3 separate regions of the Homo sapiens genome follow, and regions 1 and 3 are each linked to region 2. A link is an interaction called in ENCODE POLR2A ChIA-PET data of the cell type or tissue named here. Cell type or tissue: K562. All regions are shown on one strand.

Region 1 (2,500 bases), 360 kb before region 2:
AGAAAACTAAAGACCTAATTAGTGTATGACACAGCAATTATAATATTGGACCTTCATTTCAAAGAACTGAATACTTATGTTCACAAGAAACATACAAACTGATGTTCGTAGCACCCTCAGGTGTAGTAGCTCCAAACTGAAAACAATCCAGATACCCTTCGGTGGGTGAGTAATTCATCAGGTTTTGTTAAACTAATACCAAGAGATACTGCTCAGCAATTGAAAGGAACTGACTATTGATACACACACCTTTCCAATGACTTTATAGGGAATGATGCTAAGTAAAAAATTCCAACCCCAAAGTCTGTCTACTACAATAGGGTTGTATTTGTATCACGTTTTTGCAAGACAAAATTTTAGGAATAGGGAACCAAATCAGTGGTTGCCAGGGTTGGGCAAGGGAGGGAACTGGGTGGGAGGAGGTAGATATTATCAAAGGGAAACACCAGGAAATGTTGTGATGGACCTGGTTTGTGTCTTGATTGTAGTGGTGGATACCTGTGCTGATACATGTTGGGAAATCACACAGAATGGAATGCATAGACACACATGCATGCATATAAACTCATACAAATACATGAGGAAATGTGAACCTGAGAAACCTGAATTTTAAAAATGCAAAGATTTGATTAAATATTTCACCAAAGAAGACATACAAAGCACAGATAAGTACCTGAAAAGATACTTAGCATAATAAGTCATTAAAGAAATAAAAGTTAAAAACATAATTAGATATCGCTACAGCTCTATCTGAAAGACTTTAAGGAAAAACTGACAATATCAAGTGCTAACGAGGATGCACACACATTGAACTCTCATAAATGGGGGGTGACAGGTCAAGATCCATGTCCTTTCCTGGGGCAGAGCCCGGTAAGGGAGCACAGGGCACAGTGAGACACTGGGACACGGTCATCTCAGCCTGGCCACTCTCTCAGGGTCCTTCTGCCTGGGCTGCTCTGGTCTCTCCTAGTATGGTCCCCACAGACTGGTGTTGAGGAGACAGAATGATGAGTTGTCAAAATGGCCTAAATCATGGCCTGCATCTGCCTCTGCCTAGGGGTGTCTCTGCAGGAGGAGAGTCAGAAGTCTCAGGGACTTGGAAGGGGACATGTGACTGCTGACTCTGAGTCCCTGAGGAGAAAGGGGAGGTGGGGGGTTTTGGCCTCACTTTCCCTTTGTGTCACTGTGTGTGGCTCACCCATCCTGGCCATCAATCTTGTGGCTCTCTCCATAGTGATACTCAGCCTCGTCCTCAGACTGGAGGTTGGACATGGTGAGGGAGCAGTCAGCCCCAGAGCTGGAGCCCGAGAAGCAATTGGGGATCCTGTCCTCCTTTCTGTGTCTGCCATCGCTGTGAAACTTCATTATATACTAGGGGGACCTCTCTGGTCTCTGTTGATACCATTTGATGATGTAGGTACTGTGCTCACTGCTCAGGGTGCAGGTGAGCTTGACTGAGGCTCCCAGTGAGGCAGATGCAGACGGGGGCTGAGTTAGCACAGCCAGAGCACAGAGACCTGGAAACATAGAATTTCATGAATGATGCCGAATGCTCGGGAGAACTGGAAAGAATGCCCCTGAGGATTGGAGCTTGTGGAGAAATAGCAGTGAAAGGGTTTCCCTGAATTCCCTGGATGTTCTGACCTGTGGAGAAAATGAAGGGCAGGAGGTAGAAGGAGACCCAGACCGTGGTGGGAGGGACTTCCAAGAGCTCTGCTTGAGGCTGCCCCGTGGAACCTGGTTACAAGGACTTCTTGTGTTACCCTCTTCTTGAAGCTTGTTGGGAGGAGCTTTGAATGTCAATTTGCTCTCCACTTCCCAGCATGTTTATCTGAGCTCCTGTCTGAGCCGTTAGCCTGGAGACTTCATCTTGGCAATTTCCCATGTTCAGAAGAAGGACCAGGTGGGTGTCACAAGTACAGAATAAATTTTACACAATAGAAGGGGCCTCAAAAAAAGCGTCAGTCATTCCCTTTGCACTTGAGCACTACCAGGGGACTTAGAGTCATTAGAGTCCCCAAACCAAGGCCCACAGTCCCTTCTAGGGCTCAGAGGTAGAAAGCCATCCTCCATGTACCACTAGTTCTTTAGATATCTATGCCGTATATTGTTTTAGACATTAGTTGAGATGATACCATGTATAATTTGAGATAACGCTAAAGGCATGATAGGTTAATGACCTACTCAGAAATCCGTGAGGTTGATTGTGTGGATCCAGTACCCTGGATTCTTTCCCTTGAGATCCTGTTAAGAGGTCCCCTGAGAACACTCCAGGAGTCCAGGGACTTCCAGCAAGAAGCAAAACTCTCATCTTCAGGAGGGGCCACCTTGTCCTCTGTTCCATGTTCTGTTCACAACCGTAGCAAACTCAAAGTCCCACCAGTGCTGGGTGGGGGTTCCCCAATCTTCTTTAAAACTTTTCTAGATGTGTGTACCCACACTAGAAGACAAAACACAGCAACCAGCACTTAGTAAATCTGTCCTCACTGCAGCCCAAGCA
Region 2 (2,500 bases):
GAGTTCAAGACCAGCCTGGCCAACATGGTGAAACTCCGTCTCTACTAAAAAAAAAAAAAAAAAAAAAAAAAAAAAATTTGCTGGGCATGGTGGCCTGCACCTGTAACTCCAGCTACTCGGGAGGCCGAGGCAGGAGAATCACTTGAACCTGGGAGGCAGAGGTTGCCGTGAGCTGAGATCAAGCCGTTACACTCCAGCCTGGGTGAAACTCTGTCTCAAAGAAAAAGTAAAAAGGATTTTTACCCTCATCTTTCATATTTCTGCACCTTTCTTTAGTGCCCTGGATATAACCTTTGCTTGGGAGCAGTTAATTTTAGCATCTTTTGCCATCTGGAAAGACTGGGAATTTTCAAAACCAGCAGGTACTGGCTCTTGGCTCTTTTTTGTTTAACACTTCTTCCCTTAGCTTGTTTCTGTCCCCTCAGATTTTACTATAAGTAGCAAGAAGAAACCAATCAGCACTTTCAGCATTCTGGCTGGAAATCTCAATTAGATGACTCAGGTACATTTTCTACTTTCACCTGACTAGGTGATAGTCACTAAACTTTCTGCCACTACGTAACTACGTAACCCCTTGCTCAATTTTCTAATAACATGTTCCTCACTTCATTTTAAGCTACACCAGAGCCTTCTCAGAGTCCAGTTTTCTACTAAGGCTTGCACTGACAATCTCCTTGAAGATTTTTTAGCTTCTGCCCACTGCCCAGTTTCAAAGCCACTCCTACATTTTAGGTATTACACCAGCACCTCCCTTCCAGGTACTAAAATCTGTATTAGTTACCTATTGCTGTATAATATATTACTGCAAACTTATCAACTAAAACCACCACTATTTGTTATCTCATGGTTTCCGAGGGTCAGGAATTTGGGGTCACTTAACTGAGTGGTGCTGTCTCAGCTTCTTTCATGAGGTTGCAGTTAAGATGTTGACTGGGGCCATATCATGTGAAAGGCTTGACTAGGGCTTTCAAACTCACTTGGGTATTGGCAGGAGGCCTCCCTCTGTTCCTTGTCATATGGTCCTCATGACATGTCAGCTGGCTTCCTACAGAATGAGTGATCCAAAAGAGAACAAGGAAGGCATTGCAATGTTTTTTATAATAGCCTTGGAGGTAAAATAACTTCACTCTGTTGTATACTCTTGGTCACCCAGAGCAACCCTGATGCTATGTGGGAATGGACCATATACAGATAGGAATACCAGAGGGTGGGGAATCACTGGAGGCCATCTTGGAAGTTACCACAGGGAAAATGGAACATTAGAAGTTTTTATGATACAAGGAAGGCAGCTAAAACTGAGTTAATGGTCATTGTGTTGCCTTCCCACTCTCTGGTGTGCCATTGTGGCTGACACCATTTTGAGAGGATTCTTTTTAAAGTTCATTTATTTTAAAATGTTGAGTATATAATATATTCACATTCTTCAAACATCGAAAAAGTAACAACTCAGATTCTTTTTTTAGCCTTTCAGATAGTTTCTTATTTTTTCTTTTCTTTTTTTTAAATAACTGATTTATATTATGCACAGTCTTCTGCACCTTGCTTTTTTTATTTGACGGTGTAACATGTTCACATTTTATGGCATATAAACAGGAAAATTATAGCCTGAGATTATGAAAGGGCTAATTAAAAATATTTCTGAAGTGTTTCCAAAGATTACTAAGAAAAATCGGGGGCCGGGTGTGTTGGCTCACGCCTGTAATTCCAACACTTTGGGAGGCCAAGGTGGGCAGATCACAAGGTCAGGAGTTCGAGACCAGCCTGGCCAATGTGGTGAAACCCCATCTCTACTAAAAATACAAAAATTAGCTGGGCATGATGGTGGTGGGCACCTGTAATCCCAGCTACTTGGGAGGCTGAGGCAGGAGAATTATTTGAACCCAGCAGGTGGAGGTTGCAGTGAGCTGAGATCGCACCATTGCACTCCAGCCTGGGTGACAGGGCCAGACTCCATCTCAAAAAAAAAAAGATTACTAAGACAAATCTCTAATGCACTATTATAAAATTGTTGTAAAGAAAAAAATCCCTGTCCATTTCACAAAGAATAAATATAGCTGATTGGTAAATAAATGCAAAATATTTAGTCTCCATAGCAAAAACAAAAATGGGAATTAAAGCAATGGTAGCGTACTGATGAATATTATATAAATTGTAATGTTTACTGTCAGTGAGGATGTATTAAAAGGAGTTTCAATTGGCATAAGCCTTTTTGGAAGTTATTTCAATATATGAATAAAAAGGTAATAATTTCATTTTTTTCATAGGATGCTTTTTTTTTTTTTTTTGAGACAAAGTCTCACTCTGCTGCCCAGGCTGGAGTTCAATGGCGCAATCTCGGCTCACTGCAACCTCTGCCTCCAGGGGTCAAGCAGTTCTCCTGCCTCAGCCTCCCAAGTAGCTGGGACTACAGGCACCTGCCACCATGCCCGGCTAATTTTTTGTATTTTTAGTAGAGACAGGGTTTCACCATGTAGGCCGGGCTGGTCTCAAACTCCTGACT
Region 3 (2,500 bases), 730 kb after region 2:
CCTGGCCAACATGGCAAAACCCCATCTCTACAAAAAATGCAAAAAAAAATAGCCAGGTGTGGTGGTGCACACCTGTGGTCCCAGCTACTCAGGAGGCTGAGGCAGGAGGATCACTTGAGCCTGGGAGGCGAAGGTTGCAGTGAGCGGTGATTGTGCCACTGCACTCCAGCCTGGGCAACAGAGTGAAACCCTGTCTCAAAAATAAATAAATAATACAATACAATACAATGCAGAATCTTTTTTTTTTTTTAAGACAGAGCCAAGATTGCACCACCCAGGCTGGCATGCAGTGGCGCAATCTCCACTTACTGCAACCTTTGCCTCCCAGGTTCAAGCAATCCTCATGTCTCAGCCTCCCGAGTAGCTGAGGAGACCACAGGTATGTGGCACCATGCCTGGCTAATTTTTTTGTACTTTAGTACAGGCGGGGCTTTGTCATATTGGCCAGGCTGGTCTCGAACTACTGACCTCAAGTGATCTGCCCACCTTGGCCTCCCAAAGTGCTGGGATTACAGGCGGGATTACCGTGCCCGGCCTAAAATGCAGAATCTCAGGCCACACCCCAGACTTACCATTTTAGCAACCACATTTTAACAAAATCCCCAGGTGATTCACGTAAGTTTTGAGAAGGCCTGCACATTGGGTGTATAGCTACTCTGTTTTTGTTTGTTTGTTTGCTTGCTTTTTGAGATGGAGTCTGGCTTTGTTGCCCAGGCTGGAGTGCAATGGCACAATCTCAGCTCACTGCAACCTCTGCCTCCTAGGTTCAAGGGACTCACCTGCCTCAGCCTCCTGAGTAGCTGGGATTACAGGCATGCACCACCAAGCCCGGCTAATTTTTGTATTTTTAGTAGAGATGGGGTTTCACCATGTTGGCCAGGCTGGTCTTGAACTCCTGACCTCGTGATCTGCTCACCTCAGCCTTCCAAAGTGCTGGGATTACAAGTGTGAGCCACTGCGCCCAGCTGCTACTCTTAAAATATTGTTTAGGTTCCCATCATGAGTCAACTCTTTCTAATGAACACATATGTTTTGTTTTTCTCCCTCACTGTGGGAGGCTGGTCCTTATCTTCTCTTGGACTCCTTCGTTTGCACGAAAAATGGAGAAATCAAGTGGCAGCTGGCAGACTCCAAGGACAGCACAATGCCATGGCAACCGCTTCCATCAATAACTTAATTTCATCTCTGCTCTTACATCTTTCTCTCCTCAGTTCTAAAGCTGGAAAATTTTTAATTTGGAAAGAACATAAGACGGCTTGTGGTTGCTATGCCAACAGCACCTGCCTGCTTCCTAATGGGCTTTCCAATCATAAAGGAAAGTCTTAGCAAGTCACAGAACTTTAGACTCCAGGGGCTCTGGAGGGCACTCCGCACAGCACGGCCTCTCACTTGGCCGAGGAGACCACTGGCACCCAGGAGGTTAAGTTCCCTGTCTGTCCACAGCAATTCTACTAGCCCGCGCTGAAGTTACACCAAGGCAAGCAGCTTAATTTTGGCCAACCCGAAGGATTTAGGCAGGATTTGGGTGGAAGGCAGGCTGGGCGACCCTTGAGGAGAGTTGCTGTAAGTATCTTTCTACCCCCAAAATCCAGTATATTAGTCAGCTTGGGCTGCTGTAACAAAGTACCACAGACTGGGCGGCTTGAACAGCAGGAATTTATTTTGTCATAGTCCTGGAGGCTGGAAGTCCAAGGTCAAGGCATCAGAAGGGTTTGTTTCTTCTGCAGCCTCTCTCCCTGGCTTGTTGATGGCGTCTTCTCCCTGTGTGCTCACATGGTCATACCTCTGTGCGTGTCTGTGTCCTAATCTGTCTCTCTCTCTCTTTTTTTTTTTTTTTAAGATGGAGTCTCACTCTGTCATTCAGGCTGGAGTGCAGTGGTGCGCTCTCGGCTCACTGCAGCCTCTGCCTCCTGGGTTCAAGCAATTCTCCTGCCTCAGCCTCCTGAGTAGCTGAAACTACAGATGCGAGCCACCACGCCCAGCTAATTTTTGTATTTTTAGTAGAGACAGGGTTTCACCATGTTGGCCAGAATGGTCTCAATCTCCTGACCTTGTGATCCACCCGCCTTGGCCTCCCAAAGTGCTGGGATTACAGGCGTGAGCCACCGCATCCGGCCAATCTCTCTTTTTCTTTTTAAGAGACAGGTCTTGCTCTGTTGCCCAGGCTGGAATGCAGTGGCACAATCATAGCTCACTACAGCCTTGAACTCCTGGGCTGAAGCCATCTTTCCAACTTAGCCTTCCAAGTAGCTGGGACTACAGGCATGTGCTACACACCCAGCTAATTAAAAAAAAAAAAAAAGCCAGGTATAGTGGCTCACACCTGTAATCCTAGTGCTTTGGGAGGCTGAAGTGGGAGGATCACTTGAGCCCAGGAGTTCAAGACCAGCTTGGGCAACATAGAAACTTTTTTTTTTTTTTTTTTTTTTTGAGACAGAGCTTCCCTCTGTCGCCCAGGCTGGAGTGCAATGGCACTATCTGGGCTCATTGCTACCTCTGC

Evidence for each region. ChIA-PET counts read pairs that join two places held together with the same protein. Peaks named below come from ENCODE experiments on the same cell type or tissue, not always from the same donor. Only the 100,000 strongest peaks of a DNase experiment are listed, where the experiment ranks them.
Region 1: POLR2A ChIA-PET joins it to region 2 with 6 read pairs; 2 of 35 experiments call an interaction of 5 or more read pairs at or near these places.
Region 3: POLR2A ChIA-PET joins it to region 2 with 6 read pairs; 1 of 35 experiments calls an interaction of 5 or more read pairs at or near these places.

What each region holds. Positions count from the first base shown.
Region 1 is chr22:22,833,858-22,836,357 of GRCh38, reverse strand. All of the region lies in intron 3 of LOC105372948 (a long non-coding RNA gene), which reads left to right. It also overlaps IGL. Among named protein-coding and RNA genes, the nearest start is that of MIR650, 12 kb to the right of the region's middle. In K562, no CTCF peak of the experiment used is centred here; no DNase peak of the experiment used is centred here; H3K27me3 peaks cover 1,233 bases.
Region 2 is chr22:22,477,282-22,479,781 of GRCh38, reverse strand. It overlaps IGL. Among named protein-coding and RNA genes, the nearest start is that of ZNF280B, 30 kb to the left of the region's middle. In K562, no CTCF peak of the experiment used is centred here; DNase peaks (open chromatin) are centred at 942 and 1,207.
Region 3 is chr22:21,742,927-21,745,426 of GRCh38, reverse strand. No RefSeq gene overlaps it. Among named protein-coding and RNA genes, the nearest start is that of YPEL1, 8.4 kb to the right of the region's middle. In K562, no CTCF peak of the experiment used is centred here; a DNase peak (open chromatin) is centred at 1,071; H3K27me3 peaks cover 1,797 bases.